3 separate regions of the Homo sapiens genome follow, and regions 1 and 3 are each linked to region 2. Evidence: chromatin loops called from intact Hi-C (ENCODE). Cell type or tissue: heart left ventricle. All regions are shown on one strand. Region 1 has its middle 11 kb from the start of TRIDDENT. Region 2 overlaps ADCY9 (adenylate cyclase 9). Region 3 overlaps ADCY9 (adenylate cyclase 9).

Region 1 (8,000 bases), 60 kb after region 2:
TTGTTGCCAACTGACAGGGAGAAACAGGAAAACTTTGAAGAATCTTCCAGATTTGCCTAACGCAGATGTGCATGACCTGACAAGATAGATGTGCCATTTGGACCCTTTCAAGAGCAGACAGAATGGAAGGGAGGTAATACAGATCAATTACAGATGTGGGTTGCTTTATTTTTTTTTTTTTTATTTTGAGGTGGAGTCTCGCTCTGTTACCCAAGCTGGAGTGCAGTGGTACAATCTCATCTCACTGCAACCTCCGCCTCCTGGGTTCAAGTGATTCTCCTGCCTCAGCCTCCCAAGTAGCTGGGATTACAGGTGTGTGCCACCACGCCTGGCTAATTTTGTATTTTTAGCAGGGACGGGGTTTCACTATGTTGGCCAGGCTGGTCTTGAACTCCTGACCTCAAGTGATCCGCCCAACTCGCACTCCCGAAGTGCTGGGATTACAGGCGTGAACCACCGTGCCCAGCCTGTGTGTTGCTTATTGACACCTGAGAAAGTCGACATAAGGCAATTCCGTCATTGTGTGAACATCACAGGGTGCACTTACACAGACCTAGATGGCACAGCCTACCACACACCTAGGCCACATGGTGTAACCTATTGCTCCTACGCTACCAACCTGTACAGCTTGTTACCCCACTGAATACTGTAGGCAACTGTAACAAAATGGTAAGTGATTGTGTATCTAAACACTTCTTTATCATTATTATTATACCTTAAGTTCTAGGGTACATGTGCACAATGTGCAGGTTTGTTACGTAAGTATACATGTGCCATGTTGGTTTGCTGTACCCATTAACTCGTCATTTACATTAGGTATTTCTCCTAATGCTATCCCTCCCCCCTCCCCCCACCCCATGACAGACCCCAGTGTGTGATGTTATCTGCCCTGTGTCCAAGTGTTCTCATTGTTCAATTCCCACCTATGAGTGAGAACATGCAGTGTTTGGTTTTCTGTCCTTGTGTTAGTTTGCTCAGAATGATGGTTTCCAGCTTCATCCATGTCCCTGCAAAGGACATGACGTCCTCCTTTTTTATGGCTGTATAGTATTCCATGGTGTGTATGTGCCACATTTTCTTAATCCAGTCTATCATTAATGGATATTTGGGTTGGTTCCGAGTTTTTGCTATTGTGAATAGTGCCGCAATAAACATACGTGTGCATGTGTCTTTATAGTAGCATGATTTATAATCCTTTGGGTATATACCCAGTAATGGGATGGCTGGGTCAAGTGGTATTTCTAGTTCTAGATCCTTGAGGAATCGCCACACTGTCTTCTACAATGGTTGAACTAGTTTACACTCCCACCAACAGTGTAAAAGCATTCCTATTTCTCCACATCCTCTCCAGCATCTGTTGTTTCCTGACTTTTTAATGATCGCCATTCTAACTGGTGTGAGATGGTATCTCATTGTGGTTTTCATTTGCATTTCTCTGATGACCAAACACTTCTAAACATAAAAAATGCACAGCACAAATACAGTATAAAAGATTAAAAATGGGCCGCACAGTGGCTCACGCCTGTAATACCAGAAACTTGGGAGGCCAAGGCAGGTGGATCACCTGAGGTCAGGAGTTCGAGACCAGCCTGGCCAACATAGTGAAACTCTGTCTCTACTAAAAATACAAAAATTAGCTGGGCATGGTGGTGGGCACCTGTAATCCCAGCTACTCAGGAGGCTGAGGCAGGAGAACCGCTTGAACCTGGGAGGCAGAGTTTGTGGTGAGCCGAGATTGCGCCACTGCACCCCAGCCTGGGCAACAGAGTGAGACTCCATCTTAAAAAAATAAAGATTAAAAATGGCACACCCGTATAGGGCACTTACCATAAATGGAGCTTGCAGGACTGGAAGTTGCTCTTGGTTAGTGGGTGGGTGGTGAGTGAATGTGAAGGCCTCAGACATGACTGTCCACCACTGTAGACGCTATAGACACTGTATACTTAGACCACACTAAGTTTATTTCAAATTTGATCTTTTGGCTGGGCACAGTGGCTCACGCCTGTAATCCCAGCACTTTGGGAGGCCAAGGCAGGTGGATCACGAGGTCAGGAGATCGAGACCATCCTGGCTAACACGGTGAAACCCCGTCTCTACTAAAAATACAAAAAATTAGCCAGTTGTGGTGGCGGGCGCCTGTAGTCTCAGCTACTCGGGAGGCTGAGGCAGGAGAATGGTGTGAACCTGGGAGGCAGAGCTTGCAGTGAGCCGAGATCTCGCCACTGCACTCCAACCTGGGCAACAGAGCAAGACTCCATCTCAAAAAAATAAAATAAAATAAAATAAAATAAAATTTGGTTCTTTCTCTTCAGTAATAAATTAACCTTAGCTTACTAGAACTTTTTTACTTTATAAACTTTTTAATTTTTTTAACTTTTTTACTTTTTTGTAAAAAAGTAAAACACAGCTTAAAACACAAACACATCAAACACATTGTACAAAGATATTTATTTTCGTTATGTCTTTATTCTATTAGCTTTTTTTTTTTTTTTTTTTGAGATAGGGTCTCACTCTGTCATCCAGGCTGGAGTGCAGTGGCACAGTCTTGGCTCACTGCAGGCTTCATCTCCCAGGCTCAAGCGATCTTCCAACCTCAGCCTCTCAAATAGCTGGGACTACAGATGCACATCACCACTCCCGGCTAATTTTTGTATTTTTTGTAGAGACAGGGTTTCGCCACCTTACCCAGGCTGGTCTCAAACTCCTGAGCTCAAGCAGTCCACCCACTTCTGCCTCCCAAAGTGCTGGGATTACAGGTGTGAGCCACTGCACCTGGCCCTATTAACTTTTTTCTTCTTCTTCTAGACGGAGTCTCATTCTGTTGCCCAGGCTGGAGTGCTGTGGCGCGATCTCGGCTCACCGCAACCTCCGTCTCCTGAGTTCAAGCAATTAATTCTCCCTGCCTCAGCCTCCCAAGTAGCTGGGATTACAGGCGCCCACCACGATGCCCGGCTAATTTTTGTATTTTTTAGTGGAGATGGGGTTTCACCATGTTGGCCAGGCTGGTCTCAAACTCCTGACCTCAGGTGATCTGCCCGCCTTGGCCTCCCAAAGTGCTGGGATTACAGGCAGGAGCCACTGTGCCTGGACAGCCTTTTCTATTAATTTTTTTTAAACTTTTTAAACTTTTTTATTAAAAACTAAGACACACATACACATTAGCCTAGGCCTACCCAGGGTCACGATCATGAATGTCACTGTCTTCCACCTCCACATCTCGTCCCACTGGAAGGTCTTCAGAGGCAATGTGTATGCAGACTGTCATCTCCTGTGATAATAATGCTTTCTTCTAGAATACCTCCTGAAAGGCCTGCCCGAGGCTGTTTTACGGGTAACTGTAAAAAAATATGAGTGCACTCTAAGGAACAATAAGGACCAGGCACCATGGCTCAGGCCTGTAATCCCAGCACTCTGGGAGGCCAAGGTCAGAGGATCGCTTGAGCTCAAGAGTTCAAGGCCAGCCTGGGCAACTTCGTCAAACCTTGTCTCTACTAAAAATTTTTAAAAAATAGCCAGGAGTGCTGGCGCACACCTGTAGTCTCAGCTACTCAGGAGGCTGAGGCAGAAGGATTGTTTGAGCTCCGGAGGCCAAGCCTGCAGCGAGCTATGGTCACACCACTGTACTCCAGCCTAGGCAACAGAGTGAGACCCTGTCTCTATAAAAACAAAACAAAATGAAATGAAAAAAGTATAGTGTAGTAAATACCTAAGCCAGTAACACAGTTGTTTATTATCATTACCGAGTATTATGTACGGTGCATAATTACATGTGCTAGACTTTTATATGACTGACAGCACTGTAGGTTGGTTTACACCAGCATCACCACAAACTCGTGAGGAATGCGTTCCCCTATGAAGTCTCTAGGCCATAAGAATGTTAAGAATTTTTCAGCTCCGTGAAAATCTTATGGGACCACGGTCCTATATGCAGGCTGTTGACCCAAACCTCTATGGGGCGCACGACTGTCCATCCCTCCCAGGGATCGGGCGAAGTGCTGGGCCTTGAGAAGGCATTGCATGGCACCGCCCAAGGATCCTGTAACTGCGCCACGCAGGGGTCGATGATCTGCCTGCGCCAGAGCAGGGAGACCCCGGCTGGCCCCAGGTCTCCCCAGGGTGAGCCTGGCGCGCTCTCGGGCGCCACCTAGCGCCAACCAGAGCCGGAGCGCTCAGACTTGCGACCCCAAACGAGGCCCCGCGTCTTCAGAAGTCCCAAGCTCCGGGACTGAGCGAGCGTGGCCTGGGCATCCTGGGATTCAGAGCCAGCCTCTGGCCGCCCTCGGGACAGGGGTCCACAGCCAGCGTCCCCCACGCGGCGTCCTGCCTGGGGTCCAGGCGCTCCCCCTGTTGGGTTTCTGGAGGCACCGTGCCAGAGGTGGGACGGGCGCTGGCTCAGGAACAGGGATGGGGTCCTAGTCCCTCCTCAGTCCTCCCGGCACCCCTTTCTTCATGCAGGCGGAAGTGGCTCCAGTGCCACTCAGGGGCTCTTCCAGCTCGGCAAGCCCGGGGCCAATTGCACAGACCGCCTTCAGCCCCTGACCCATCCTTGGAAACCGCCCGGACTCCTGCAGTTTCTTAACTGTGCAGGTCACAGCGGAGTCACTGTGGAACTTTAAAAAAAAAAAAAAGACAAGTATCTGGGCCCCACTTTAGACCAGTCGAATTGGGAGTGGGGGCGCTGGCCGTCAGTATCGTTCCCGTTCACCAGGCGATCCCAATGCACTGCTAAGCATTGAGAACGCCGCCTTACGCTTAGCGCGCGTCCCCTGTGCACGCCTATGCACTCCTTTCCTGCAAAATCTCACCTTGCCCTAGAAAGCATCCGCTTGGGGTCTAGCTCTGGCGTGTCTGACGGTACCTCTCTCACCCTGGATGGTGGAGGCAGTGAGGGAGGTGGAGAGGGGCTTCTTTTAACCAGAGGCCTGAGAAGCAGTACCCTCTTTGCTCCAACTCCTCGTTAGCGCAAAGCCAGGACTAGAATCTGGATCTTTGAATTTCCTGTCCAGTGGATGTTGCCAGATTTAGCAAATAAAAATACAGGGTGTATATGTAACTATGAGGGTGAGATCAACAATGAATAATTTTTGTAGTATAAGTATATCCCAAATAGTGCATGAGTTGGGATATACTTACACTAAAAAAAAAAAATTTGACATTTGAAATTCAAATTTAGGCCGGGTGCAGTGGCCCACGCCTGTAATCCCAGCACTTTGGGAGGCCGAGGCGGGAGGATCACCTGAGGTCAGGAGTTCGAGACCAGCCTGGCCAACATGGTGAAACCCCCATCTCTACTAAAAATACAAAAATTAACCGGTCATGGTGGCATGTGCTTGTGATCCCAGCTACTTGGGAGGCTGAGGCAGGAGAATCGCTTGAACCTGGGAGGTAGAGGTTGCTGTGAGCCAAGATCGTACCACTGCACTCCAGCCTGGATGACAGAATGATAGTCCACCTCAAAAAAAAATTAATTAATTAATTAAATAGGGTACACTGTATTTTTTCAGGCAAAATTACATCTATGTCTATCCATTTATACATATGTAAATAATACAGCTGGCTAAAAATTGCCCAGTGCCTTTTATCCAGGGCCTGCAGCTACCCTTCTCCCCAGGCCAGTGTCCACCCAAGCCAAATACTGAGCACCCCTGGCTGGCCCTTCGAGAGTACTTGCCCACTAGCCTGAGACGCCTCCACCCCAGCTCCATCTCCAGAGCCTGGCTTGCTGCCTATTGACCATAAGGAAGGCGGTTGGAGCCTGTGGTGTCTTCCTGGATATGCCCTTGTAGCTGGGGAGCCCAAGGAAGCTGAGATGCTACAGTAGTGTCCTTAACTAAAATGCTCAGCATAACACACAGACACAAATTTAGAGTCTTCTCCAATCCATATTCCTCTAGTTTCTTTTTTTTTTTTTTTTGAAACAGAGTCTGGCTTTGTCACCCAGGTTGGAGCTCAATGAAGCGAACTCAGCTCACTGCCACCTCTGCCTCCTGGGCTCAAGCCATCCTCCCGCTTCAGCCGCTCAAGCAGCTGGGACTAAGACTACGGATGTACACCACTACACCCAGCTAATTTTTTGTATTTTCTGCCTCACCATGTTGGCCAGGCTGGTCTCGAACTCCTGAGCTCTTCAAGGGGTCTGTCCACCTCGGCCAACAAAAGTGCTGGGATTACAGGCGTGAGCCACCGTGCCCGGCCGTATTCCTGAACAGCTTCTTGAACTTCCCTGACAATAAGAATCCCTGAGATTGGAGCCAGTTGCATAATTTTTGGGGCCCAGGGCAAAACAAAAATGAAGGACTCCTTGTTCAAAAAGTTGGAACAGGCTAGGTGTAGTGGCTCACACCTATAATCCTAGCACTTCGGGAGGATGAGGCAGGAGGATTGCTTGAGCCCAGGAGTTCGAGACCAGCCTGGGCAACACAGGGAGACCCCCGTCTCTACAAAAAATTTTTAAATTAGCCAGGCATAGTGGTGCATGCCTGTAGTCCCAGCTACTTGGAAGGCTGAGGTGGGAGGATCCCTTGAGCCTGGGCAGTTGAGGCTGCAGTGAGCTATGATCATGCCACCTCACTCTAGCCTGAGCGACAGAAGGAGATGCCATCTGAAAAAAAAATTTTTTTAAGTTAGAACGAAGTGCTGTGAAAGATATTAACGTGTAAACTTTTTTCCTTTTTTCTGTGGTCTCTCTCCCTTGACTCATCATGGTGTATTTTTTTATTCTTATTTAATGTCGTTCTACGTAAAGAAAAATAAAATTGTAAATTATCAGCATGAACTTTACTGTTCATCCATATATCGTGCAATGCCAGTTTTAAGTGCAAATATGAGAGCATTTAACTTGCGTGCAGAATCACAGAAATTACACCATTTGTGTTGTGCTTTTGTCCTTGGGTACACTGGAAGAGACCCATGCAGGCCTAACTCAGAGAGGGTGGAAGGAGGAAGAGGGGGTCCCCCAGGCATGGAGCTCAGGCAGGGTGTGTGGGGACCCTCTGCGGAGGTCGAGCCAGGCATCTCTTCTCCTATATGCTCACTGCCCCATTGCATTGCAGACAGGGACCCCCAGGGATTTTTAAACATCTGTGCCAAGATGCGCGGGGCTCACCAACCCCACCAAGACATATGTGCTGGGCGCTGCCAGCCTGGGGCAGGAATGGCCACAACCCCACAAGGTTGCAGGCAGCACACCTGAGTCCAGTCCTTCCCACACTTGTGCCCAGGCCCTCTGGGGACAAAGGATAAAGGGCAGAACATGGCAGTGCACAAGGCAGGGGCAGGTAGGGGAACCAAGCCTGGGGCATCCAGGTGTGGGGGGACTGCCAGGGAGAGCCTTCCCAGGGAGGCAGAGAGAGGGTAGGGGCTGAGATCACAGGTACTTAGGCCCCAAGCCCCTGGTGCACATCACACTGTCCCATCACTTACAAAACACACATTCGAAGATTACATTATTAAGAATTTCAGCCCAGCATGGTGGCTCACACCTGTAATCCAGCACTTTGGGAGGCCAAGTGGGGCGGATCACTTGAGGTCAGGAGTGTGAGGCCAGCCTGGCGAACACGGTGAAACCCCATCTCTACTAAAAATACAAAAATTAGCCCGCGATGGTGGTGCATGCCTATAGTCCCAGTTACTCGGGAGGCTGAGGCACGAGAGTCGCTTGAACCTGGGAGGCACAAGTTGCAGTGAGTCAAGATCGCACCACTGCACTTCAGCCTGGGCAACAGAATGAGAATCTGTCTCAAAAAAAAAAAAAAAAAAAAAAAAAAAGAATTTCAGGCTGTCGACAGCAGAGGTTTGAAGCAAGCATGGCCCCTTCAGGGTGAGCTGTCTGTGGCTGCCCAGGTCTGTGAAGCTGGGCCCCCGTGGGACCCTTGCTAAGCATGACGGTTCCCAGGCCCTGCCTCAGATCCAGGAAGCAGAATCTCCAAGATGCCCTGGAATCCTACAGTTAAAGAATGCCCCAGGCAGTTATTATCAGGGAGTTGGGAGTCAATGCCCCA
Region 2 (8,000 bases):
GAAGAAGCCTCGCTCACACTCGGCACGCACGCCTTCACTCCACGCAGAGCAGGGACAGTGACCACAGACGGAGCCATGGAGGACTGGGAGGGGCCGAGAGACGGTCCCAGCTTGCCTGCAGGAAGTCACTGACTCTCTGGGGAAGGTCCCATCTTCTCCACGGTTCCGATTCGAGGGAGATTCTCACAGTGATTGCGGCTGAGCATTGCTGTGGGTTGGATGCTCTCGGCCGTAACCAAGTCACTTGTATGACACGGGAGCATGTGTGCCTTGGCCTGTTGAATGTGACGTCAGCGCTCCAGCAGGCATTTGCTTTCCATTTTCTCATGAACCCTGTGGGTGATGAGTGGATCTAGATGCCATATATCAATAAAAACAGCTTTTCCAACATCTTCATGAAGAAAAAGAAAACCCAACTGGGCTCAGTGGCTCATGCCTGTAATCCCAACACTTTGGGAGGCCGAGGCAGAGAGATCACCTGCGGTCAGGAGTTCAAGGCCAGCCTGGCCAACATGGTGAAACCCCATCTCTACTAAAAATACAAAAATTAGCCAGGTGTGGTGGCATATGCCTGTAGTCCTAAGCCACTCAGGAGGCTGAGGCAGGAGGATCCCTTGAACCTAGTAGGTGAAGGTTGCAGTGAGCTGAGACCACGCCACTGCACTTCAGACTGGGCAATAGAGTGAGACTCCATCTCGAAAAGAAAAGAAAACCCAAAATTGAATTACTTGTATCACATTACTTCTGATCAGGGAACCATTTGAGCTGTGAAAGCATCTTAGTACATCTCTGAAAGGCCTCCCTGGAGCGCACCTGCGTGGCTGGTCTTCCTGAGTTTACCTTCATCTATTATTCAGAACCCCGGGCTGCTTGGCCACTGGGTGTTTCTACATGGACCAGTCAGTAATGAAGCTAGTGATGTAGATTTACCCATACGGGGATGATTCAGAGAGGACCTGTCCTGCTTTCAAAAGGTTTCTCCTTCCCCTTTAAGGCCACTCACCTCAGGAACCATCCTTTTGTGACAGTGAATTTTGAAAATGACCCTAAATGATAACTTCTTTTATCTACTTGTTTTCTATGTGTCAAGTCATTATGAGTAGGCTCAGTTGGCCCAATTTGAGGAAGTAAGGGGCTTTTCATTCGTTATAGAAATTGAAAAAATGATTTCATATTTTATAGACACATACATATATAAATATATATAGCTTAGAAATTAAATAGGTATTTATTATAAGTGGTAGTCTGAATTGATAGTGGTGATGCTTGCACATCCCTGTGAATATGCTATAAACCCTGGAGTTATATACTTTAAATGGGTGCATTATATGCTTTGCAAATGACATCTTAAGAAAGCTGTTGTAAAACTAAAGGGTAGTCTCCGCCAGGTGAGGTGGTCACACCTGTAATCCCAGCACTTTGGGAGGCCAAGGCAGATGGATCACCTGAGGTCAAGAGTTCGAGACCAGCCTGGCCAACATGGTGAAACCCCATGTCTACTAAAAATTTAAAAATTAGCCGGGTGTGGTGGCTGGTGCCTGTAGTCCCAGCTACTTGGGAGACTGAGGCAGGAGAATCTCTTGAACCTGGAGGCGGAGGTTGCAGTGAGCTGAGATCATGTCACTGCCCTCTAGCCTGGGCAACAGAGTGAGATTCCATCTCAAAAAAAAAAAACAATAAAAAAAAAAAACCATCTCTACAAAAACTATAAAAGTTAGCCAGGCATGTTGGTATCCACCTGTAGTCCCAGCTACCTGGGAGGCTGAGGTGGGAGGATCGCTTGAGTCTGGGAGGCAGAGGCTGCAGTGAGCCAAGATTGCACCATTGCACTCTAGCCTGGGCACTAGAATGAGACCCCATCTCAAAAAAGAAAGGTGGGGGGCGGGGTAGGAATAGGAACTTCACAGTGGACAAACCGGGCAGATGCCACCTTCACCAAATGATCCAGGTGAGCCTCCCTGCTCACTGCCATCCGGTACCCTAGTGTGGTGTGCTGAGAAGGGCATGTCACCTCTGCGGCATTCTTTCCGCAAACCCCAAACCTCAGTCTGCTCTGAGAAAGCACCAGGCAGGTCCAGATCTGGACATTTGACAAAATGCCTGGCCGGGACTTCAAACGCAGCAGGGCCAGAAGAGACAGAGAAAGACAGAGGAACCCCCATAGGCTGGGGGTGAGCAGGGGGCATGAGGGCTAAATGCAACACGGGACCTAGAGGAGACCCGAACAGCAAAGGGACGGTGCGGAAACTGGGGACATCAGAATAAAGCCAGCAGCTTAGTTAACGGTATCGCGCCAGCATGAGTTGCTTTGGTTTTGATAACTGTACGGTGAGTATGTACGGAGGATATATGCAGAGTCCTTGAACTGTCTTTCCCACTCTCTGCAAGTCTAAAATTATTTCAAAGTAAGAAATTATATATGTGTGTGTGTGTGTGTGTGTGTGTGTGTGTGTGTGTGTGTAGAGAGAGGGATGGAAATGTATGTGCGGAATCATTGAACTGGCATTGCCAGAGAGTGAAATATTGCATTTCCATGAAATTTCCCCAGATGCCAAATATTTTCTTATCTTGACTTCATGATGGACTGTTTCCACAGCTGGTAACAGTCTTCCTGCCTGACAGTCTGCTGAGTATATTTTCATCTATTCTTGACTCGGATCGCCATCACCAGCCTGGTTATTGAGCCCAGTGGTCCTTTAGGGCTAAGGGATTGAGTGAGAGGTCCAGGGACTTTTCGACTCCGCCCCGTGTGGCTCTGAGATTGTGTGTGTGAGTTTTACACGTGTGTGTTCATGTGGTGACTTGTCTAGTATTCTCAGGCCATCTGCTGTCTGTTCTTACTGCTTTGGGGATGTAAGAAAATTTCTTTTTCTGTGATAATTACTGCTTATCTTTTCTTCTAATATTCTGCTTCTATTTTTCTCTAATGTTGCATTAGCAGAAATACTCTATTTTGTACTTATGCCCGTACCTAACCTGTTAGCTTAAACAGCAATGCCAGGGACATAGAGTTAGCCCCATGGCTCTGCCGCACTGACAGGCTGCCCCGTTCACCTGGAGATCGTTGGGGCCAGGAGCTCTGCTGCCTGGGCTCACCGCCTCTTTACGCGGTTCCGACCGTACCGTGTGGCTCTGGGCCAGTGCTTGCTCTGTCTCAGTGTCCTCATCTGTAAAATGGAACCGATCATAGTACCTGCATCGTGGTTGCTTACGAGGGTTAAGCAGATACAAGGAGTTTCAAAGAACACCTCAGGAAATTGTGTTTGTGGTTATTGTGGTTGCAATATCATGACTATTCCTGCTCACCATGTTAACATCATTTTGAGTTTGGGAGCAAAGGATGCTTCTGATAACACGACATCTTGCAAAACAGTCGTGTTGAGAAGACGAAGCAGGCAAAGCCAGGGCTCTTCTACTGGTGTATCCTCCTCATTTCTGAGAAAAGAGGTTTCCCCACTCCCTCCCTTGACAGTTTTGAAAAGGGACAGCTGTTGGCTTAGAAATGATTTATCTTGTGATGAGAAATAACCTTGAAGAAAAAACGATTTTATAGCTTTGTGCCATATATTTTGACCGGAATGTAGGGTGCACGTCCTGAAATGTGTTAAAAACAAATGCAAATGTGCCCAAGTGTGTTAGAGAAATGGCTACACTCTTCCCTCCAAAGCCCACGTCCACATGGGGGAAGGAGCAAAGATAATCCGGAAAAATGCAGAGTTTGCTCTTGGGCGTTCTCCAGGGAATCTCAGGTTACCCAGGCAACAGCCAGCAAACTCCCTGGCCCGCCAGGCGTGCTGCTGGGAGGACCTTAGAAGTCTTGAGACTTCCCTTGATGCCGGAGGGCCCAGGGTGCTGCTTGGAAGAACCAGGAGGACAGGCATAGCTGCTCAGGTCACTCTAGGGAAACAAGGCCCAGGAGAGCAAGGTGCCAGGATTATTCCTGGGTCCTCCTTGTGCCAGGAAAGGGGGCCAGAGCCATATGACGGTGGTCCGGGTCCCAGGGCCCTGGAGTCTGTGGCCGTCTGCGGAATGATCATTGCTGCCTCACAGTGTGGCTGCAAAGGACGAGATCATACAGTCGAGACTGCAGATATTGCGTGGATGGGGGCCCGACTTGTTCACGGGTAGGATCTTGGCCCATAGACATTCCTAAGTCATAGTAGCTACTGTCATTATGACACTGCTTTTTCTCTAATGTGCCTGCCCGTGTGGCTCCCTGTGAGCCAGCTGCTAGGGTTGTCTCCCAAGGCAGTGAGGTGCTTCCATGCCTGCAGCTTCCTGGAGTCAGAAATACTCTTCCCAGGGAGGGCTTCTCAGCAGGGGTGGAGATGCCTGCAGCTGTGCAGGGGGAGACGCTGTTTAGCCGGCTGGGAAACATTTCACAGAGGCATCTGTACTTGGCAAAAAACATGTTGTGAAATGTCTTAATCCAGATTAAAATTAAGCTAATGAATCGCTCAAGGAAAATTGCCATGGGGGTTGGGGGGTAGGAGGTCAGGGGAGGGAAACAAACCCACCCACCATTGCATGGTGGGACCCTCCTGGTACAGAAGGGGCCTCTAACTACAGCTCAGAAGGGGATGTTGAGATGTGAGAATCTCTCCATTGGGTAGATGGATTTCTCTTTTTTTCTTTTCTTTTCTTTTCTTTTCTTTTCTTTTCTTTTCTTTTCTTTTCTTTCTTTCTTTCTTTTCTTTTTTTTTTTTTTTTTTTTTTTTTTTGAGACAGAGTTTTGCTCTTTTGCCCGGGCTGGAGTGCAGTGGCACCATCTCGGCTCACTGGAACCTCCACCTCCCGGGTTCAAGAGATTCCCCTGCCTCAGCCTCCCTAGTAGCTGAAACTACAGGTGTGCACCACCACGCCAGGCTAATTTTTTGTATTTTAGTAGAGACGGGCTTTCACCATCTTGGCCAGGATGGTCTCAATCTCCTGACCTTGTGATCCACCCATGTTGGCCTCCCAAAGTGCTGGGATTACAGGCATGAGCCACTGCGCCTGGCTTCTTTTTTCTTTTTTAAAGAGACAAGGTCTTGCTCTATGACCCAGTCTGCAGTACAGTGGCATGACCATAGCTCATGGCAGCCTCTCCCTCCTGGGCTCAAGCGACCCTCCCACTTCAGCCTCCTGAGTAGCTGGGACTACAAGCACACACCACTGTGCCCAGCTAATTTCTAAAATTTTTAAAAAGCTTTTGTAGAGATGGGGTCTTGATACATTGCCCAGGTTGATCTCAAACTCCTGGGCTCAAGCAAGCCACCACACCCAGCTCTAAGATTTCTTTTGTTTCATTTGTTTGAAAGTTTTTATCTAGAAAATTATCCCTCAAAAGGAAGGTAGCTGAGGAATCTTGCTCTGTCGCCCAGGCTGGAGTGCAGTGGCACAATCTGGGCTCACTGCAACCTCCGCCTCCCGGGTCCAAGCGACTCTCCTGCCTCAGTCTCCCCAGTAGCTGGGATTACAGGTGTGTGCCACCACACCCAGCTAATTTTTGTATTTTTAATAGAGACAGGGTTTTGCCATGTTGACCAGGCTGGTCTTAAACTCCTGACCTCAGGTGATCCACCCGCCTCAGCCTCCCAAAGGGCTGGGATTACAGGGATGAGCCACTGCGCCCAGCCAAAATCCGCATTTTCAAAGTGCAGTAAAATGATGGCTGCTGGGTCCGGGTGACACAGGTCTGTGGGACCATGCCACCCAGCGCGGCCTGGAGTCTGCACCTGGCTCTCCCCCCACCTCCCATACTCCCACTTCCCGGACAAACCTGCTGGGAATGGAATAGGCAGTGAGCACTGTCCCGGCCCTCAGGAGGCCCGAGCGTGGGTGTCTACAGCTGGCCATGTGACCCAGACAGCCCCCTTCCTTCTGCAAGCGCAGCCTCATTTGCCATTTGTGGGCGGCTCTGCCAGACCTCACTTCTGTATCAGAACTTCTTATCACTGCAGGGTGCAGGCCTCGGCCTCTGTTCAAGGGGATGTAAGCAAAGCACTGAGTTCCCCACCTGTGGAGACCACTGCCCCAGGCCCCCAGAGCTCAGCCTCATCCCAGTGGGCATGCCCGGGCTGCACCGGCCTTCCAGCCCCTCTGAGGGAAGCCCTTGTGGAGGGCATGGAGCCCCCTGTCCTCAGTGTGCCCTCTGGTGCCAAGTTGGTTTGACTGTCACGGTGACACATTCATGGCTCTAAATGCTTAGAAAATCTCATAAAGCCAGTGTGCCGTGGGGGGCACTGAAGAAGCAGGCGGCCTCGTCTTAAAGCACAGGAGGGTTGGCCGGGCACGGTGGCTCACGCCTGTAATCCCAGCACTTTGGGAGGGCAAGGCAGGCAGATCACTTGAGGCCAGGAGTTCGAGACCAGCCTGACCAACGTGGTGAAACCCCATCTCTACTGAAAATACAAAAATAAGCCAGGCGTGGTGGTGGGCGCCTGTAATCCCAGCTACTCAGGAGGTTGAGGCAGCAGAATTGCTTGAACCCAGGAGGTGGAGGTTGCAGTGAGCCAAGATCTCCCCACTGCACTCCAGCCTGGGTGACAGAGCGAGACTCAGTCCCAAAAAAACAAACAAACAAAAAAAGAGAGAAAAGCACAGCAGATGAACTTGAGGCAAGAAAAATACCTGAAACAGACTGACGCCAGGAGATTCCTGTGACTAAATGGCTACAGAAGAATAGATACCAAGGGCTGTTCTGTCTGTAATCAAGGACATTGAATTACCAGATGAACTTTAATGACCAGAGAGCATAGTTAACAGAAGTTTTCATATTCACTACCAGCATTTACTGAGCACGCACTTGCACTTCGGGCTTTGGCTGAGCCAAGTGCAGCAGACGCTTCCACACCTCCAGCTTCCTTTCCTGGTCTACCGGTTGGGCCCTGAAATGGCTGGTGTGCCCCATCAAGCACCAAGCCCCCCACCTTAGCCACACCAGAGAGTTCCCTCAGGCATCTTTTAGGCATGGGTATCAGGCACACCTATTTTATTCTTCTCTTGGTGTTAGATTTTTTTACATTTAATAAGAGCAGTGGTCTCATTGGCAAATATATACATATTTATACATATATATATGTATTTTGAGAATGGGTTTGCTCTGTCACCCACGCTGGAGTGCAGTGGCACAATCACAGTGCACTGCAGCCTTGACTTCCTTCGCTGAAGCAATCCTCCTGCCTCAGCCTCCCGAGTGGCTGGGACCACAGGCACGTGCCATCAAGGTCAGCTAATTGGTTTTATTTTTAGTAGAGACAAGGTCTCCCTATGTTGCCCAGGCTGGTCTTGAACTCCTGGCCCTAAGCAGTCCTCCTGCTTCGGCCTCCCAAAGTTCTGGGATTACAGGTGTGAGCCAGCACACCAGCAAAATGTTTAGAAGTTTAACTCTGCCAGTCAATACCAAGAGGTGCTTTCAAATAGACTCACTGTATGTTATTGATAACTAGAACATTTTACCTCTGTTGATAATGTCAGTTTTTAAAGAGCTGTAAGCAAATGTTATCTAGATGCCATTATTTGCTCAGATATGTTAATTAATGATTTCGCTAGCTGTTTTGGCATGTATATTTTCATTTTTTGAATGCATACAAATGTTCAAATTTAGCTTGTATGTTACATCAGATTCCCAAACTATACAACCCTGTAGAATCTTTGTTTCTTTTATTTAATATAGTACAGGTCTGCAGTCTAACTTTAAATACAACCTGGGTCATATCTTTGCCCTTAGGTAGTGACACTTACTTTAAATTTCCAAAATAATATCTGGCCTCCCATAATTTATTTCAATGTTTTACACTTCTTGCTGCAAGGAAATTGCTTTTGAGTCCAAAAAAAAAAAAAAATATATTTCTTGCCACGGTTTGTCTTCTTCATTGGAAGCTGTTAGTTGCTTTCTTAGATGGTTCCTAGGTTACCTGGTCACATTAATAATAATAATAAGTTTATTACGGGTATACTGTATGCCAGGAACTGTGCTAGGCTATATATATACTTATTTCATTTAATTATTATTTTTT
Region 3 (8,000 bases), 100 kb before region 2:
TGGTAAAGCAAGAGAAGGTTAAGGTTTGCTGAATTGCCAATGGGATGAAGAAGGAAGGGAGGGCTGTCTTTTCAGGTAGAATGCCTAAGGAAGGGAAACATGGAGAAGGAACAATTAGAGCAAGTCAAGAAGTTTCAAGATTTTTGTCTTCTGGCCAGCTTGGTGAGATAGTAATTATGTTTCTGCATATTGGTCAGCGTTGCCTATGTACTTTGCTGTGGAATAGTAATCTTGGAAAAAAACCAACCAACCAACCCACATTAATCTGTCCATGTCTGGGCACAGAGTGTGCAGAAGCCTGCGTGGGCCGTAAGTCTCGTCTTTGTCTTGGTTGGTGATTTTAGTATTGGTGTTTTTGCTGGAATTCCAAAACTGTAAGAGTGTAATCATTCACCATTAGAATTCTGCAGGTCCCCTCCTGACTCTGGACTAGCTGAGCTTAGGGGCCTGTCATCCATCTGGCCCTGGGCATATCATTTGTACTTTGCCTGTGACACACCTCAAGACCTTTTCCAACAGGAACTAGCATCCCTGGAGGGAATTTTGTGAAGAGATGAGAGTTTTTGAAACAGGAAGGGAACTGGCAAGGGAAGTGGCCAGGCACCGGTGCTGCCGCGGAACAGAAGGGAAGGGACTGGGCTGCATCAGAGGGTGGATGTGGGGCCGCCATCCGTGGTGTGGGCCAAGGGTAGGGTGGTCCTCCCCTGGGAAGACTGCAGACAGCAGTGATATTCTTGTAGTCTTGTGGATGTACCCAGTGAACCACACCAGCCAAGCCAACCCGTGGCTAAATTTTAGTCAACTTCAGCGAAGAAGACTGCCCCTTGTAAAACTTGTCTGCTCTTGGAAATCAGGTTTTTTGTCTCATTTTCCCCAGCCTTTGCTAGCATTGCACTTGTAAAAAATTCCTGGCATCCTTTCTGCGGAGTTAAGTGGGAAGGCTCAATGTTCTGGGATAGGTGGGAACATCAAACCCGCTAGAGGCTGCTGGTGGCAGTGGAGGCAGAATGAGTTGTAGCAGTAGTGGTGGCAGTAGTGTGACCTAGAGGGCAGAAGCTGGGAAACAGGGTGAAATGCTGGGCCCCGACAGTCAGGGATAGCTGCACCTAGCTTATATGCCTTCCTCTAATCCAGTAGAAATTGTTGTTTCTGTAGGTTTTTTTTCTTTTCTTTTTGAGACAGGGTCTTCCTCTGTTGCCCAGGCTGGAGTACAGTGTGCAGTCACAGTTCACTGCAGCCTCGACCTCCTGCACTCAGATGATCCTTCCATGTCAGCCTCTTCAGTAGCTAGGACACAGGCGCATGCCACCACATCCAACTAATTTTTTTTTTTTTTTTTTTTTGAGACGGAGTCTCACTCTTGCCCAGGCTGGAGAGCAGTGGTGTGATCTTAACTTACTGCAACCTCTGCCTCCTGGGTGCAAGGAATTCTCGTGTCTCAGTCTCCCGTGTGGCTGGGATTACAGATGCATGCCACCATGCCCGGCCAATTTTTTTTTTTTTGTATTTTTAGTAGAAATGGTGTTTGACCATGTTGGCCAGGCTGGTGTCAAAATCTTGGCCTCAAGTGATCTGCCCGCCTCAGCCTCTCAAAGTGCTGGGATTATAGGTGTGAGCCACCATGCCCGGCCTAATTTTAAAAATTATTTGTAGAGATGACGTCTCCCTATGTTTCCCAGGCTTATGTGCATTATTTATATAGGTTGTCTATTGATATTTACAGTATTAGAAATTGAAACAAACTGAGAAGCTTAAAAATCTTTTCTAAATTTATTTCAAAATAGTAATTCATTTCACCCATTGCATGTTAATGTAAGTAACATTTTTATAAAAGTAACTATATTTTGTAAAATGAAAAAATTTGATGAGAAGGGTGGCACTGCCATACATTTTTGCAAATCTCTTTAATGTCTGGATTAATAAACGGTTGAAGTTTTTTGTTTTTTTTTTGGTGGATTTTTTTCCCTCTTGTTGCCCACATTGGAGTGCAGTGGCACGATCTCGGCTTACTGCAACCTCTGCCTCCTGGGTTCAAGCGATTCTCCTGCCTCAGCCTCTCGAGTAGCTGGGATTACAGGCACGCACCACCACACCCGGCTAATTTTTTGTATTTTTAGTAGAAACAGGGTTTCAGCATGTTAGCCACTGCGCCCGACCCACGGCTGAGGTTTTTTGAGTGATAAAATGTACACAACAGAAATCTACCGTGTTAAAACACTTTTAAGTGTGTTCGCTGAATTTTCTTAACCGCTTTGGCATTCAATTTGTTGCAATATGTTGAAAAATGTGTAGAAAATCTGGCTTTAGTTGGAAGAGCATTTTCATAGCCTTTTTATGTGATTCTGGATATTTTTCTTTGATTCTGTAGAAACATTCAACAAGTGAGTAGTAGTTTCTTTTTCTTTTTCTGAGATGGGGTCCTACTCTGTCACCCAGGCTGGAGTGCAGTGGTGCTACCATAGCTCACTCCAGCCTTGACCTCCTGGGCTCAAGTGATCCTTCTGCCTTGGCCTACCAAGTAGCTGGGACTACAGGCATGCACCACCACACCCCGCTGATTTTTTATTTTGAGTGGTAGTTTCTTAAATGTTAGTTGCAATATGGAATCTGAAATTTTATTATCTTTTTTTGTACACTATTATATTAAATGCTGTTGGGTTTTTACCCAGGTGTGATTTTATAACGTCATGCACTAGTCATTTGGAAAATATTGGTCTCTTGAATGATGCAGCTCTTCCACATGTTGACGTCAGTAAAGTCTAATAGTCTGAAGATGTTGAGTTCATCACAGTGGCTGATGTAAGTTTTCCAAAACTCTACTTGAAAACTGGAATTTTTTATCATTGGCGGCAAATACTGTCAGTTATTTTCCTTGAAGCGACAGACTCATTCATATTCCCAGGAATGGTCTGCCCGTACTCAAGCCTGAACGACCGTGGTTTGTCTGTAGGTCACGTGTAAATAATGTGCTACCAAAAAGGTGGCCAGTTCAGCTTGCAATCCAAACAGCTGCACAGCTGCTTTTCTCCAGGACCGCTGTGCTTTGATGGGCAGCAGCGTCGTCGTAGGCGTGCTTCTCATTTCATCACTCAGACTATTCAGAAGACACCTACTCAAGCTTGCGATTTAACCAATCATTCATGTTGACAGCTTCATCTGGGACATTCTTTTTTTTCTTTTTTCTGTTTTTGTGACAGAGTCTCGCTCTGTCGCCCGGGCTGGAGTGCAGTGGTGTGATCTTGGCTCACTGCAACCTCCGCCTCCTGGGTTCAAGTGATTCTCCTGCCTCAGCCTCCCAAGTAGCTGGGATTTACAGATGTGTGCCACCACGCCCGGCTAATTTTTGTCTTTATGGTAGAGACGGGGTTTCGCCATATTGGCCAGGCTGGTCTTGAACTCCTGACCTCAGGTGATCTCCCTACCTCGGCCTCACAAAATGCTGGGATTACAGGCGTGAGCCACTATGCCCGGCCCATCAGGGACATTCTTAAGTGAAGCTGTCTGCCTTTCCTTTCGTAAGTGTGGGGTAGTGAAGGACAAGCTGAGGGCTAGTGCAGTTTGGTTTCCCTGCATCGGGACCTGCTCAGGCACTAGCAGTTTCACCCATGGCTTCTTCTGCACTGTCACTGCAAGTGTCAACACTGAAGAAGGCAAATGCTGTCTTAGTGTCATTGTGCAAATAGTTTAGACTCCACAGATGCCTTGCAAAGGCCTCAAGGACCTCTAGGGATCTGCGGATCACACTTTGAGTACTGCTTCGCTAGCTGGGCTGCAAGATGGGAAGACTGAGGGTTTTGTATGTGCCACCCAAACACGCATTCTCATGTGTGTGAAACAACGCCAATTGGAGTTGTCACACCCATTACATATTGCCTGTGGAAATAGCAAGTGACCTTAGTTCATACATTGACCTTTTCTTACAAAATCCTTAAAAATCTTTTGTGATTCTGGTAAATCTTTGTTGCTCATGTTCAAAGTGTGTGATAAAGACCATCAACTTCGAGCTGGCCATGGCTCGTGCCTGTAATACCAGCGCTTTGGGAGGCCGAGGTGGGTGGATCACCTGAGGTCAAGAGTTGGAGACCAGCCTGGCCAACACGGTGAAGCTCCGTCTCTCCTAAAAATACTATAATTAGCCAGGCGTGGTGGTGGGCACCTGTAATCCCAGCTACTCAGGAGGTTGAGGCAGGAGAATCACTTGAACCTGGGAGGCGGAGGCTGCAGTGAGCCGAGATGGCACCACTGCATTCCAGCCTGGGCGACAGAGCGAGACTCTGCCTCAAAAAACAAACACATGGCTGGGCGCAGTGAGTCACGCCTGTAATCCCAGTACTTTGGGAGGCCGAGGCGGGCGGATCACCTGAGGTCGGGAGTTCGAGACCAGCCTGACCAACATGGAGAAACCCCGTCTCTACTAAAAACACAAAATTAGCCAGGCATGGTGGCACATGCCTGTGGTCCCAGCTACTCGGGCGGCTGAGGTAGGAGAATTGCTTGAATCCAGGAGGCGGAGGTTGCGGTGAGCTGAGATCATGCCACTGCTCTCTAGCCTGGGCAACAAGAGCGAAACTCCATCTCAAAAACAAACAAACAAACAAAGAAACAACCATCAACTTTGTTTCTGTAAATTTTTTTTGGAAGGGCTCACCCTTGAATGGTTGGGTGCTTGGATTTTGATTTCTGATACATTCGGGCTTAATTCTCGGTTGTATGGTTTCCTAACTGTGGGACTTTGGGCAAGCTACCTAGGGGCGCTGCAATTTATAGGAATGATGGTGTCTCTGTCAGAGGGTCGTTGGGAGAATCAACTGGGATAATGCAAGAAAAGCACTTATTTGCATAGTGACTCGATGGTGGACAGCCATTCCATCAATAACTAACGCTCCCCGCTGGCTGAGTCACATTTCGTATTGCACTAAAGGGTGTTTCTTTCTTCCTGCGCTCAATCTGGCGCACATCTTGTGTCGTTCAGTACCGAAACCTAGAACACACTAGGGACTGTGATTGTGTCAGTTTCTCGTAATAAAAAGGGCAAGTGTCCAAAATACAAAATACTGATAGCTCGCCCTGGTTAAACTCTAGCTGCCGAACTTGGCAGCCTCTTTACTGAAAACCCTCGGGGGTTCAGCAGGCTCGTTCCTAGGCTGCTTCAGTTCCCCAGAGCCTGGAGGTTCTTAAGATGATGGGCCCCTCGATGGTTGAGGAATTATAAGCAGATCTTCAGCTGTGCAACTCCAGCTATTGGCCGTGGTTTGAACTAGAGTGGTTTTTTTCAACTGTACTGTATCCTACTGTAAACTCATTTGTTTATTCATTAAATATTGAATGGGTTCCTACCATTGGCAAGGCGAGGACTAGGTTCTGGAGATAGAGGGGTGGCCCCTGCCCTCTTGGGGCATGACGCCTAGAAAGGGAAGTAGACAGTGATCAAATAATCTGTACAGGCCAGGTGCAGTGGTCATGTCTATAATCCCAGCACTTTGGAAGGCCAAGGTAGGAGGATCGCTTGAGTCCAGGAGCTCGAGACCAGTCTGGGCAACATAGTGAGACCCTGTCTCTAAAAATAATAAATAATTAGCCGTGCATGGTGGCATGTGCCTGTATTCCAAGCTACTTGGCAGACTGAGATGGGAGGATCGTTTGAGCCCAGGTGGTCGAGGCTGCAGTGAGCTGTGATTGCACCACTGTACTCAGCCTGGGTGACAGAGCAAGACTCTGTCTCAAAAAAAAAAAAAAAAATCACCTGAACAAATATTGTACTAGACTTCCTGACTGTATTACAGATAGGGTTGAGATGATCTCTATTTTATAGATGAGAAGACTGAAGCACAGAGAGGTTAGGTAACTTGTGATGATCACACAGCCAGAAAGGGATACTAAATGGTGGAGCCAGTATTTAAACCCAAAGGCTGTATTAGAAAACACTAGTACCCATCTCACAGAATTGCTGCGAGGATTAAATGAGAAAATACAAGTTCTTAGAAAAGTTCTTGGCACATAATACCTGTCAGTAGAGAAGAGCTAGTGTTACTGAAAGTTGGAATAATTTTCTTAGCAGTGGCAGCAACAGCCAAAACAACGATACCTGTCTTTAGCTCTCTGCATTTACCCTGCTGTCATGTACCCTGCCCTCACGTATCCTGCTGTCTCAGCCACTGTGAAATCCTAGGATCCTGGGAGCCGTGTGTGTTTAGATGCTTTTATTTGCTTGGTTCTTTCCCTTTCTATACCATTTACAGACTGAGTTTGTTTTTTTCTTTTCTTTTTTTTTTTTTTTGAGACAAGAGTCTCACTCCTTTGCCCAGGTTGGAGTGCAGTGGCATAATCTCGGCTCACTGTAGCTTCCACCTGTATCAGACCATTCTAACACTGCTATAAAGTTGCTACCTGAGGCCAGGTGCATGGCTCACGCCTGTAATCCCAGCACTTTCGGAGGCTGAGGCGGGCGGATCACTTGAGCTCAGGAGTTCGAGACCAGCCTGTCCGACATGGCAAAACCCCGTGTCTACTAAAAATACAAAAAATTAGCCAGGCGTGGTGGCATACGCCTCTAATTTCAGCTACTTGGGAGGCTGAGGCAGGAGAATCGCTGGAACCTAGAAGGTGGAGGTTGCAGTGAGCCCAGATCGCGCCACTGTACTCCAGCCTGGGCAACAGAGTGAGACCCCATCTCAGAAACAAACAAACAAAAAAGATGCTACCTGAGACTGAGTAATTTATAAAGAAAGCAGGTTTAATTGGCACAGTTCTGCATGGCTGGGGAGGCGTCAGGAAACTTACAATCATGGCAGAAGATGAAGGAGAAACAAGGCGCATCTTAAATGGTGTCAGGAGAGAGAGAGAGTGAGAGAGAGAGCATGCGAAGGGGGAACTGCCACTTTTAAACCATCAGGTCTCGTGAGAACTCCCTCACTCTCACGAGAACAGCATGGGGGAAACCACCCCCATGATCTAGTCCCCTCCCACCAGGTCCCTCCCTCGACACATGGGGATTACAATTCAAGATGAGATTTGGGTGGGGACACAGAGCTAAACTATATCAACCTCCCAGGGTCAAGTGCTCCTCGTACCTCAGCCTCCCTGTGACTGCACATGTGCACCACCACGCCCAGCTGATTTTTTCAAATTTTTGAGAGAGACAGGGTCTTGCCATGTTGCCTAGGCTGGTCTCAAACTCCTGGGCTCAAGCCATCCTCCTGCCTTGGCCTCCCGAAGTGTTGGGATTACAGGCGTGAGCCAAGGCACCCAGCTGAGATGGTTTCTTAACGTCCTCCAAAGGTGATTTTTTTCAAGAATCAATATAAACTCTTGGATTTTAGCTTATTTGATGTATTTCATTCCATTACAGATACATGATTTTTGATGCTCAGATTGTCCCATTTGGGGCCCATGGGAGCCCCTTTAAGTTGGCTGCTGAGTCCTCTTCATGCAACCCCAGTGGTCTTTGATAACTTTCATACCCTTTTAGTAACCTTTTTAAAGAGTTGAGAAATTATAGGTATTAAAATCTCATTAATTCTGTTTGTCTGATATGTTTATTCAGAGAGACTGAGCTAAAGTTTACCCTCATCTTTTTTGAAAAGAAAATGAATAGTATATGCATGTTTCTATGAGGAAATAATGCCACCCAAGAAACGGTTTGTGCATCTTCGAGTTCCTTGGAAGCTTTAATTTGCATTCCTACAATTGAGAGCAATGTAGAATTTCTTTCTGTATCTTCCCACTAATGCCTGTTGAGGGGCAGGTGTCTGTGAATGTAGGTAAATCGTGATAAAAAAACAATAAAAAGGCCGGGCGTGGTGGTTCACGTCTGTAATCCCAGCACTTTGGGAAGCTGAGGCGGGTGGATCACTTGAGGTCAGGAGTTTGAGACCAGCCTGGCCAACATGGGGAAACCCTGTCTGTACTGGAAATACAAAAATTAGCCGGGTGTCGTGGCGCACACCTGTAATCCCAGCTACTCGGGAAACTGAGGCAGGAGAATTGTTTCAACCTGGGAG

What was found. A loop is a pair of places that touch in the nucleus more often than their neighbours do. Peaks named below come from ENCODE experiments on the same cell type or tissue, not always from the same donor. Only the 100,000 strongest peaks of a DNase experiment are listed, where the experiment ranks them.
Region 1: it touches region 2 in a loop (4-fold over the local background); 3 of 110 quality-filtered maps call a loop at or near these places.
Region 3: a loop joins it to region 2, with 2.5 times the contacts of the local background. A loop is called at or near these places in 29 of 110 quality-filtered maps.

The regions. Positions count from the first base shown.
Region 1 is chr16:3,935,393-3,943,392 of GRCh38, reverse strand. No RefSeq gene overlaps it. Among named protein-coding and RNA genes, the nearest start is that of TRIDDENT, 11 kb to the left of the region's middle. In heart left ventricle, CTCF peaks have their summits at 3,933 and 4,144 (motif pointing left); a DNase peak (open chromatin) is centred at 4,142; H3K4me3 peaks cover 1,053 bases.
Region 2 is chr16:3,995,430-4,003,429 of GRCh38, reverse strand. The region is part of intron 3 of ADCY9 (adenylate cyclase 9); the gene reads left to right. Among named protein-coding and RNA genes, the nearest start is that of TRIDDENT, 49 kb to the right of the region's middle. RefSeq lists a silencer at 2,408-2,702 and enhancers at 5,210-5,990, 5,991-6,772. In heart left ventricle, no CTCF peak of the experiment used is centred here; a DNase peak (open chromatin) is centred at 3,839; H3K4me3 peaks cover 448 bases; H3K27ac peaks cover 662 bases.
Region 3 is chr16:4,099,021-4,107,020 of GRCh38, reverse strand. All of the region lies in intron 2 of ADCY9 (adenylate cyclase 9), which reads left to right. Among named protein-coding and RNA genes, the nearest start is that of ADCY9, 13 kb to the left of the region's middle. In heart left ventricle, no CTCF peak of the experiment used is centred here; no DNase peak of the experiment used is centred here; H3K4me3 peaks cover 799 bases.